2 separate regions of the Homo sapiens genome follow, and region 1 is linked to region 2. A link is an interaction called in ENCODE POLR2A ChIA-PET data of the cell type or tissue named here. Cell type or tissue: OCI-LY7. All regions are shown on one strand. Each heading gives the region's core, and the rest is flanking DNA. Links, peaks and the distances in the headings are about the cores only. Region 1 holds the start of LOC105378891 (a long non-coding RNA gene). Region 2 overlaps WDR47 (WD repeat domain 47).

Region 1 (5,381 bases), core at 302-5,301, 210 kb before region 2:
GAGGATTAGTTTTTGGTGTCTGCATTTTATCTGAGATCTTTGTGTGCCTCAGTAACTCCCTCTCCAGGGTCAGAACATGTGTGGAATAGGTATTTAGATTAATCCAATGGCCTGGAACAAATGGAACTAAGAGTGTGATGACAGCAAACACTGGACTGTTTATTCATTTGATCACTTGACATCTCAGTGACCACTTTACCCTGATCACACTGATATCGGATGTTTTGAGTCCTGTATTTCACATATATGTTAAGCTTTGAATTGCAGAGACCCTTTGTTTACAAAATCTCTTATGAATTTGAAGCCATAAGACGTCATCTCACATAAATTCCTTGTATAAGCTGATTTTTTTTCCCCCATAGAATTAGCAATTACAGGCCAAAGCAGGAGGATCACTTGAGCCCAGGAGTTTGAGACGAGCCTGAGCAACATAGTGAGACCACATCTTTTTTTTTTTTTTTTCGTTCTATGAATATTCCAAAAGTGAGACCACATCTTTACAAAAAAAGGAAAAAAAAAAAAGCTGGGTGTGGTGACACGTACCTGTGATCCCAGCTACTACTCAAGAGGCTGAGGCAGGAGGATTGCTTGAACCAAGGAGGTGGAGGCTGCAGTGAACTGTGATCACACCACTGCACTTCAGCCTGGGCGAGTCAGTCCCTGTCTGAAAAAAAAAAATTACAGGTTTTGATTTCAAGACCCAGAAAAAGACTTTTTTGTTGTTGCAACCAATGGAAACCATTTATTCACTGTCTCTGAAACACAGATTTGCTTCCTGTTGAAATGTGCTTTATTTATAAAGTACAGTGGATTCACATTCTTCAATCATATTAGTAAATAAATAAGGATATCTTTATTAATCCTGTTATCCTGGTTCCTAGACCCTTAGCCTTTACTGCTCCAGGATCACAATAGGAGTTCACAAGATCTCAAAAGTCTTGGATTTGAGCCCCAAAGGGCCTGACCCCACAGTTTATTGTGTAAGATACGACACCTCCATAACTCAGTTCTTCCCTAGGTATTTGTACCCATTGTAAGTCCTATTGGAATGCAAGCAGATTTCTTCTAAAATCAAAGGAGCAAGAAATGTCTTCCTTCTATAGGAAAATTTTTAACACCAAAACAATGTTTTTTCTATTAAATATAAACACATATTCGTATTTAGTACAAATTAGGCCTATTTTATATAATTCATTAACAGCAAGATTATAATAGGATAAAAAGATGAGATTTCTTTTGCAAACTATAATAGTTAACTAAAGGGGATGGCTAGAACTTTGTCTTAAAGATGATAGGCCGGGCGCAGTGGCTCACGCCTGTAATCCCAGCACTTTGGAAGGCCGAGGCAGGCAGATCACCTGAGGTCAGGGATTGGAGACCAGCCTGACCAACATGGTGAAATCCCATCTCTACTAAAAATACAAAAATTAGCTGGGTGTGGTGGTGGGTGCCTATAATCCCTCGGGAGGCTGAGGCAGGAGAATCACTTGAACCTGGGAGGCAGAGATTGCAGTGAGCCGAGATCCCGCAATTGCACTCCAGCCTGGGCGACAGAGTGAGACTCCGTCTCAAAAAAAATAAAAATAAAAAAAAATAATAAAAAGATGATAAAAAGCCCTCTATAGACAGTCCCATTGCATCCTGCTGGCAGCTTCCAGCGGCCAGAGCACAGCTAGACCTTGGAGTAAATACTGAGAGGCCTGTGCACCCTGGAGACTGCCAGGTGTTTCTTTACAGCCCTCAGGCAATGCTGAGTCCCTTGATGCCAGCATTAGGGGTACCATTACTTTTACTTCACAAGCTTGTTTTTCTGGTTTATTACTCGAACAGAATTAGAAGAGAGGTCATTAGAATTGACACAAGAATTGCATGAGGGAGGAGATGGCCAAGACTACAGGATCAGTAAGTATAAAATTATCCTTGTAAATCAGAGCCTAGTGTCTTTGTGGAACTCCTTAAGGGCATTGCCTGCCCTTTTTTGCTATTTCTTAGATTAGTCGTGTTGCAGTGATTGCTCATAATGACCCCTAATCTTCAAGGAAATGGAAAATTACATTTAGAATATGGTTTGATAAAGCAGAAATGGGCCATATTTTTAAATCAAAAATGATTATAATTACCAATTTCTATAAATGTTAATTTGAGGGATTTAGAAATATTCGTTAATGGTAGACGTTTCTAACCAAGGTTCCATGGATTTGTTTCATGGTGTCCACGAACTTTTAAAAATGAATGTATTCTTTTCCACGAGAAGGCAGAGCATGGGGGAAGGGAGACTCCATAGCTTTCACCAGATTCCCAAAAAATGAGCCCAAAAAAGGTTAAGAACTAATGAATCATATAAGAACACTTCAAGCCAGAGAAGTATATGATTTTAAACTTGGGGATGAGATAGTGGTACTAACATACAAAACAGATTAGCAAGTTGTGATTAAATTTAGATATGTGATGATACTGGAAGCCTCTTGGAACTGCCAAAAACCAAAATGTCAACAAATTAAGTCTAATGACCTAATTGGCTTTTATTAGCAATTTATGAATCAGGCAGCATCCTATCTATGAAATAGAAAGGCTGAGCACAGGAGTGGGCTTTATAGGCAGAAAAAAACAGAAGAAAATGGAAACAAGGAACAAAAGGTGTCTTTATATGGGTTAAAGCAGAGGGGACTTCCTTATGCCAGCTCAGGTTGACGGGGCCCCTTCTAATGGGATACTGTGAATGTTCTGGGTCTTTTTTTTTTCTTTTAAACTGACCTATTTTAAAGTTCAGTTTGATTACGTGGCACCTAGCATGAGTGACTCCATTCTAGTTTGGTCTGGTCTGTTGGGGTCCCCTGTAGGAGCTTAGTCCAAAAAAATGACCTCCCATAAGTTTTATTTAATAGAACATACACAGTTTAAGCTCTGTTTTTTCTAATACCAGCCATGGTTCCTTGCTATCTTCCTTACAGTGCCACAGCCTGAAGTAAATTTGGCCATAAAGTCAGAGGTATTTTCAGACTGACCTGTGCATTATCTCTTCCAGGGCACCCTAAACCAATTTACAAACCCCAAAGTTAAAAACAGTCCATTCTCCAGCCAGCTAGACGAATACCAGCTGCTCACATTGGCACGAAAATCTAAAGTGGGAATAGATTCAACTCCCTCCTGACCACTGAGCCAAACTCTGGGAGTTGGGAAACCATTTGTTGAATGTCTAGGGTGAATGAAAATCAGAAGTTTCAGGGAAGGGGGAAAGAGCCAATACCCTGCTGTGCTGTCACTAAGGAGGTAATAAATCACTCTTAAAGAAGGAAAGCAAAAGCTTGATCTGGAAGGAAAAAAAAAAAAGCCTGCTCTGGTCTGCATGAAAATGTACTTAATCTCTGGTACACAGTTTTAATGAATTGTCTTTTCCAAAATTTCATTAAGGCTATTATTTTCACATATTTCTGACTTCAAGCGATCTTTAAACAAATAATTTTGACTTATAAGTATATTGTGAGAATTTCATATAGTACAGAAAAGAAGGTAAAAACCCCTTTCTCCCCCAAAACTCCCAGTTTCCTTTACTAGAGGTTCACTTCAGATTTTTAGGTATCTTTCCTGAAAATACGTATGCCCTTTTAAAAAAAATACACAAATGAAGAGCCAGGCACATTGGTGTGTGCCTGTAGTCCCAGCCACTCAGTAGGCTAAGGCGGGAGGATTGCTTGAAGTTCAAGTCCAGCCTGGGCAACATAGAAAGACCCCAGAGGTTACAACTCTCTATATATATGCTTAGGCATCTTGCTTCTTTCACTGACTTTTGCAGATAATCCAACCTCATTCTTTTCGGTGGCCACAAAGTATTGTCATTTATGAATCATCACAGGGGGTATTTAGATTAGTTCCCCCTTGGGGTTGTTACCATCAGTGCTCCAGTGCCCTTCCCTGTACATATATCATGCCACATTGTGTGGCTTATATGTAAAAGAAATTCCTAGAAGTGGAATTGCTGCTCTGAAGGTACATGATTTGGAATTTGTGGAACTTGGTAGATATTACCAAATAGTCTTCCAAAAAGGTTGCATTTCTGCCAACAGCATATGAGAGTACCAGTTTCCCTCCATCCTCACTGACACAGGGTTTCTTCAAACTTTAATCTTTTTTCAGACTAATAGATAAAAGGAAATTCATTGTTTTGTTTTGATTTCTTTTATTATGAGTTAAGAAGAACATAGATTTATTTTAAAATAAATACTTGTTGGTTGCTTTTGATTTTAAGAATCAGAAGTCCTTTCTTTTTTCTTTTTCCTTTAAGTACTTTGTGTTACCCATTTCTTATGGTTTCTGTGTTTTCTCTAGAAAGTCATCTTCCTAAATTGTGTAGTAAGTAAAATACATTTTGGGGGAAGATCAAGTTTTCTTTGCATTTTTTTCTTTTGAATCCTTGGTAGCCTAGCGTTGAACTAGTATTTCAGTCGATTCCTCCACCTCTGTGCTTTAGCAAGGTCTTCTGCAATCGTTTTAATCATTTGATCTGTAGTTTCTTTCAAAATGGTTGCTGTCCTTAGGGCATGATCCAAAGCCGAGTTTAAAATCTACAGAGGAAAAGTCCACACATTTTAATTACATAAACTAACTGCTGTTTCTGTTCTTTGGGTTCTCTCATTATTAAACATTACAAGGTGGAATTTGGGGAGTATTCCTGTTTTCCTCTTGGTCTATTTCTGTTTTTGAGGGTTGGTTTCCTAGGAGACCAGTCTGAGATGGAATATATTTGTTAGGGAAAGGGATTGAAAAAAAGACCAGCACGTGACTGATGAGCATGAATCAGAGGGTGAGGTCAGCCGCCAGCTGGGCTGTTTCCCTGCCGCAGAGAAAGAGAAAAAAAGAACAGCTCTTAGAGGCCATTGATGGGGATTGGGGGGCCATAACCACTGAGAGGGTATTCAGGGATACAGCGCATGCGTATGGAAACATTTGAAAGTGGCCTGGGGATTCGAGTTAGTGATTTGAAATAGGAAACTGTTGGCAACTCTGATCACAGTGTCACTGGAACAGACCCAGTGCCTTCAACCCCCGGCCAGGGAAATCCTGTAGCTGAGGCACCACCCACAAATCACTTTCTCCAGGAAATTTCCCTTGGAACCAATTTAGAATAATACAAACCTTGCGACTGCTGAGGCTGTGTGTCTTTAGCTTAGTTCTGAGCACAAAATTGTCTTTAGCAGAGCATTTTCTGAAGCTCTGATACTGTAATAACTTAAGAGCTGCCAGTTCTGTGGGCATCAAGATCAAACTTACGAGCTGCAATGCTTCTCGAATGATTTTCTAAGTCCTCACCTCAGATTTTATTTCTTCAGTGCTATCAAAGTCACATAAGGATTTGCTTCCAGAAATCCTGCAGGAGTAGAAAT
Region 2 (5,381 bases), core at 199-5,198:
AGAGACTCTGTCTCAAAAAAAAAAAAAAAATGGACTAAGCTTTAAAGTTCCTATATTTCCATATTCATCTTACAGTTTTAAAGCTATTATATATTATTTTAAGAACAAGTGGCTGGGCGCAGTGGCTCATGTCTGTGGTCCCAGCACTTTAGGAAGCTAAGGTAAGCAATTCACTCGAGCTCAGGAGTTCGAAACCAGCCTGGGAAACATGGCGAAACCCTGGCTCTACAAAAAATACAAAAATTAGCCAGGCATGGTTGTGCATGCCTGTGGTCCCAGCTACTCGGGAGGCTGAGGTGGGAGGATCACTTGAGCCCAGATGTCAAGGCTGCAGTGAGCTGAGATTGTGCCACTGCACTCCAGCCTGGGCAACAGAGTGAGACCCTGTCTCAAAAAAACACACACAAAAAAGAAAGAACAGGTGATCATTTGAGCCCAGCAGTTCAAGACTAGCCTGGGCAACATGCAAAACCCCATCTCTACAAAAAATTTAAAAATTAGCTGGGCATGGTGGTACATGCCTGTAGTCCCAGCTATTCAGAAGGCTGAGGTGGGATAATCGCTTGAGTCAAGAAGGTCATGGCTGCAGTGACCATGATCATGCCACTCCACTCCAGCCTGGCAGCCTAGGTGACATAGCAAGACCCTGTTTCAAAAAAAAAGTAAAAAGAATTTTAAAAGCTGGGAGTGGGCCAGGCATGGTGGCTGTCAGCATTTTTGGAGGCCGAGGCAGACAGATCACCTGAGGTCAGGAGTTCAAGACCAGGCTGGCCAACATGGCGAAACACCATCTCTACTAAAAATACAAAAATTAGCCAGGCGTGGTGGCAGGTGCCTGTAATCCCAGCTTACTCGGGAAGCTGAGGCAGGGAGAATTGCTTGAACCTACAAGGCACGTTACAGTGAGCCGAAGTCACGCCACTGCAGTCCAGCCTGGGCGACAGAGTGAGACTCTGTCTCAAAAAAAAAAAAAAAAAAAGCTGGGAGTGGTGGCTCACACCTGTAATCCCAACATGTTAGGAGGCTGAGGCACCATGGTGAAAATCCATCTCAACTGGGGGTGATTTTGCATTCTGTCAGGACATTTGGCAACATCTAAAGACATTTTTGGTAGTCACAACTGGGGATACTACTGGGATCTAGTGGGTAGATCTACTGGGATCTAGTTGGGGATGCCGTTAACATCCTACAACAAAGGACAACCCTCCACAACAAAGAATTATCTGGCCCAGATGCTAGCAGTGCCAAGGCTGAGAAACTCTGCTCTACATTGTGAATTCTATGTGAAATCTACAGCTTTGAGAATACAGTTTACACTGAGAATGAAAACAGCAAGGAATAAGAACAAGTTTCATCCTACTTTAAATGGTCTATGGGAATATCCAAAAGTTACAAGGCATTCTTACATCTTTTCTTACACAACGGCAATTTCCCTATTTTTGAATGTTTTAGAACAGAGAAATTTTAAATGGGAAGGATGGGCAGGAAGACCTACATAGGATTAACAATATGCTGCAAAGAAGAAATATTAATAAAAGCAAGATGGGCACAGTGGCTCATGCCTGTAAATCCTAGCACTTTGGGAGGCCAAGGTGGGAGAATCATTTGAGGCCAGGAGTTCAAGATCAGCCAAGGGCAATATAGCAAGATCCTACCTTTATAAAAAAAAAATTAACATAAAGAAATTTTTTAAATAAAAATAAGGCAATCACTGTATATCATAATCATTTTATAAAGGTGCATTTCAATATTTAAAATGTAAGAAAGGACACAATTTCAAAGGCAAGCCCTTTAAGATGAACATATTTAGTTGTTTTTTTTTTTTTTTTTTTGAGACAGAGTCTTGCTCTGTCGCCCAGGCTGGAATGCAGTGGCACGATCTCAGCTCACTGCAAGCTCACGATCTCGGCTCACTGCAAGCTCTGCCTCCTGGGTTCACACCATTCTCCTGCCTCAGCCTCCCAAGTAGCTAGGACTACAGGCACCCGCCACCACGCCTGGCTAATTTTTTGTATTTTTAGTAGAGACGGGGGGTTTCACCGCATTAGCCAGGATGGTCTCGATCTCCTGACCTCGTGATCCACCCACCTTGGCCTCCCAAAGTGCTGGGATTACAGGCGTGAGCCACTGTGCCCAGCCGAACATATTTAGTTTAATGAAAAACCTACTATTTTATTATTCTTTGCATTTCACCTCAGACCAGTAAAATTTCATCATAAATCAAGCAGGAGGGTACTTGAGAGCTGCCACTGTTAACTTCTAGGAGTATTAATGCTTCAAAGATAGTGCTTAAAAAAATACTACACTATTAACTAAGCTCCCTGGGGCTGGATGATATTCATAACACAAAATATAGGGAAGTGCAACAAGTTTAAATAGAGTCCCCTAATATAATAAAGCTTTGTTATTGCTGTTATTGTTGTTGTTGTTGAATGGTTCCTTTTCATAAGCTAGGAACACTTCATTTTTTTTTTTTTTTCTGAGATGGAGTTTCCTTCTTGTCGCCCAAGCTGGAATACAATGGTACGATCTCAACTCACTGAAACCTCTGCCTCCTGGGAGGAACACTTCATTTCTTGAGGCTTTCCAAGTCACAAAATGCCACATGTCCAAGAATCTGTACTTCTTGTCAAGGATATTTGGTATCTCATAAAAATAGAATACACTTCTGCCTGCAAATTTGGGATTTTCCGTTTCTATCCAATTCAGACTAGAATATATTTAGCTTTCCATTTTGGCAAACATGTTACTTCACTTTGCCTTGCAATTCCACCTCTAAGAATCTTGTCCTAAGGAAATAATCCAATATATAGAAAAAGTCTCAGCTAGGTGCAGTGGCTCATGTCTGTAATCCCAGCACTTTGGGAGGCCGAGGCAGGCAGATCACCTGAGGTCAGGAGTTTGAGACCAGCCTTGCCAAAATGGTGAAACCTTGCCTCTACTAAAAATACAAAAATTAGCCGGACGTGGTGGTGTGCACCTGTAGTCCCAGCTACCTGGGAGGCTAAGGCGAGAGAATCACTTGAACCCAGGAGGTGGAGGTTGTAGTGAGCTGAGATCATGCCACTGCACCCCAGCCTAGGTGACAAAGCAAGCCTCTATCTCAAAAAAAAAAAAAAAAAGGCGCAAGTATAAAATGTTCTGTAGAGCAATTATTTAAGATAAATTGGGAACAATTGTTTAAAATTAGGGGAGCCATTAGGAAATTAAGTAAACTGAAATTTTTTATTTGTAGCTGGAATTACAGGCATGCACCACTATGCCCAGCTAATTTTAGTATTTTTAATAGAGACGGGATTTCACCACGTTGGCCAGGCTGGTCTCGAACTCCTAACCTTAAGTGATCCACACGGCTCAGCCTCCCAAAGTGCTGGGATTACAGGCGTAAGCCACCACGCCTGGCCTTTTTTAATTTATTATTTATTTAATTTATTATTTATTTATTTATTTAGTCTTGCTCTGTCGCCCAGGCTGGAGTACAGTGGCACCATCATGGCTCACTGCAACCTCTGCCTCTCGGGCTCAAGTGATTTTCCTGCCTTAGCCTCTCGAGTAGCTGGGACTAGAGGCATGCACCACCACACCCAGCTAATTTTTGTATTTTTAGTAGAGACGGGGTTTCACTACGTTGGCCAGTCTGGTCTCAAACTCCTGACCTCAGGTGATCCGCCTGCCTTGGACTCGCAAATGGCTAGGATTGCAGGTTTGAGTCACCATGCCCAGCCTGAAAATTTTTTAAATATAAGTTTGTAATCACACAGAGAAACCTTGTGATGTTAATAGATAAGGCATGATTCTAAATCATAAACACAACAGAATTGTTATTTTTAATAGATGCAAAAAAAAGATGCACAGAATTTACACTCTAAGAATGAAAACAGCAAGGAATAAGAACAATATTATGTCTGTGTGGTGGGGTAATTTTTCTTTTATTTATCTTTCTATATTTTCTATAATGAACACATCTTATTTCTATGGCCAAAAAATGGTATTTCAGAAACATTTTCTTTACCTTTTCAAAGTCCGATTTTCTTAGTCAAATATCTTTTATTATCATACCACAACCACAATGGAGTGATGACTCTTGTTCTTTTTAACAGACCTCTGGGTCTTACTACTGAAAACATTCTACAGAAAGCATTATTTTGTAAATGTTCCTTTTTTTTATTTTTGTATTTTTGAGACGGAGTCTCACTCTGCTGCCCAGGCTGGAGTGCAACGGTGCGATCTCAGCTCACTGGAACCTCCGTCTCCCTGGTTCAAATGATTCTCCTGCCTCAGCCTCCCGACTAGCTGGGATTACAGGCATGTGCCACCATGCCCGGTTAATTTTTATATTTTTAGTAGAGGCGGGATTTCACCATGTTGGCCAGGCTGGTCTCAAAACTCCTGACCTCAAGTGATCCGCCTGCCTCAGCCTCCCAAAGTGCTGGGATTACAGGCGTGAGCCACCACGCCCAGCCTATTTTGTAAATGTTCTATTTTTAAAATATTTTTTTAGGTCGGGTGCGGTGGCTCACGCCTGTAATCCCAGCACTTTGGGAGGCCAAGGTGGGCAGATCACGAGGTCAGGAGATCGAGACCATCCTGGCTAACATGGTGAAACCCCATCTCTACTAAAAATACAAAAATTAGCTGGCCGTGGTGATGGGCGCCTGTAGTCCCAGCTACGCAGGAGGCTGAGGCAGGAGAATGGCGTGAACCCGGGAGGCGGAGCTTGCAGTGAGCCGACATCTCGCCACTGCACTCCAGCCTGGGTGACAGAGCAAGACTCCGTCTCAAAAAATAAAATAAAATAAAATATTTTTTAAAATTATACTTACATAGCCTTTTCATGATTATAAAGTTCTATCTGTATTATATATATTACCTTATTAATACTTAACATTTCTTCGAAGGAGCTACAAACTTCACAGTATAATGAAATCATACCTCAGGAAAAGCATATCATCTGAAAACAGGCCATTTATGACTCCACTTTCCTTCTCCAGGGCCAGCATACTAATGTGAAGCTTCTTTGAATTCAGGAAGTCCAAAATTAGCTTAATGATTTCAACCTCTTTTACATTCACTGTTTCTTCAGCCGTCATATTGATAGCCTAAATATGAAACAGAAAAACAATAAAGCTAGTCCTATTGATTTATTTCTAAGTTTAACTGCCTGGCAACTACACATAACAGGTTTACTGGGAATCTTTAGTACACATATTCTGAAGTGAAGTTAACTTAGTATTTATCAAAACCAAGTCGTTCTTTAATATGTGACAATGGTATGGCCATGATTTTTTAAAGTCCTTATCTTTGAAATACATATTGGAATAATTACAGATTAAATGATATAAACTTTGTGATTTACATGAAAATAATAGAAGAGAAGAGTG

What was found. Peaks named below come from ENCODE experiments on the same cell type or tissue, not always from the same donor. Only the 100,000 strongest peaks of a DNase experiment are listed, where the experiment ranks them.
Region 1: POLR2A ChIA-PET joins it to region 2 with 17 read pairs; 4 of 35 experiments call an interaction of 5 or more read pairs at or near these places.

The regions. Positions count from the first base shown.
Region 1 is chr1:108,811,741-108,817,121 of GRCh38, forward strand. AKNAD1 (AKNA domain containing 1) reads right to left here. Exons shown (of 16, transcript NM_152763.5): 15 at 5,308-5,381; 16 at 4,161-4,562. The coding sequence ends at 4,431. LOC105378891 (a long non-coding RNA gene) reads left to right here and starts at 1,850. Exons shown (of 5, transcript XR_947687.3): 1 at 1,850-1,902. In OCI-LY7, for the core only: no CTCF peak of the experiment used is centred there; no DNase peak of the experiment used is centred there.
Region 2 is chr1:109,018,423-109,023,803 of GRCh38, forward strand. It overlaps WDR47 (WD repeat domain 47), which reads right to left. Exons shown (of 15, transcript NM_001142551.2): 2 at 4,933-5,099. The coding sequence starts at 5,090. Among named protein-coding and RNA genes, the nearest start is that of WDR47, 21 kb to the right of the region's middle. In OCI-LY7, for the core only: no CTCF peak of the experiment used is centred there; no DNase peak of the experiment used is centred there.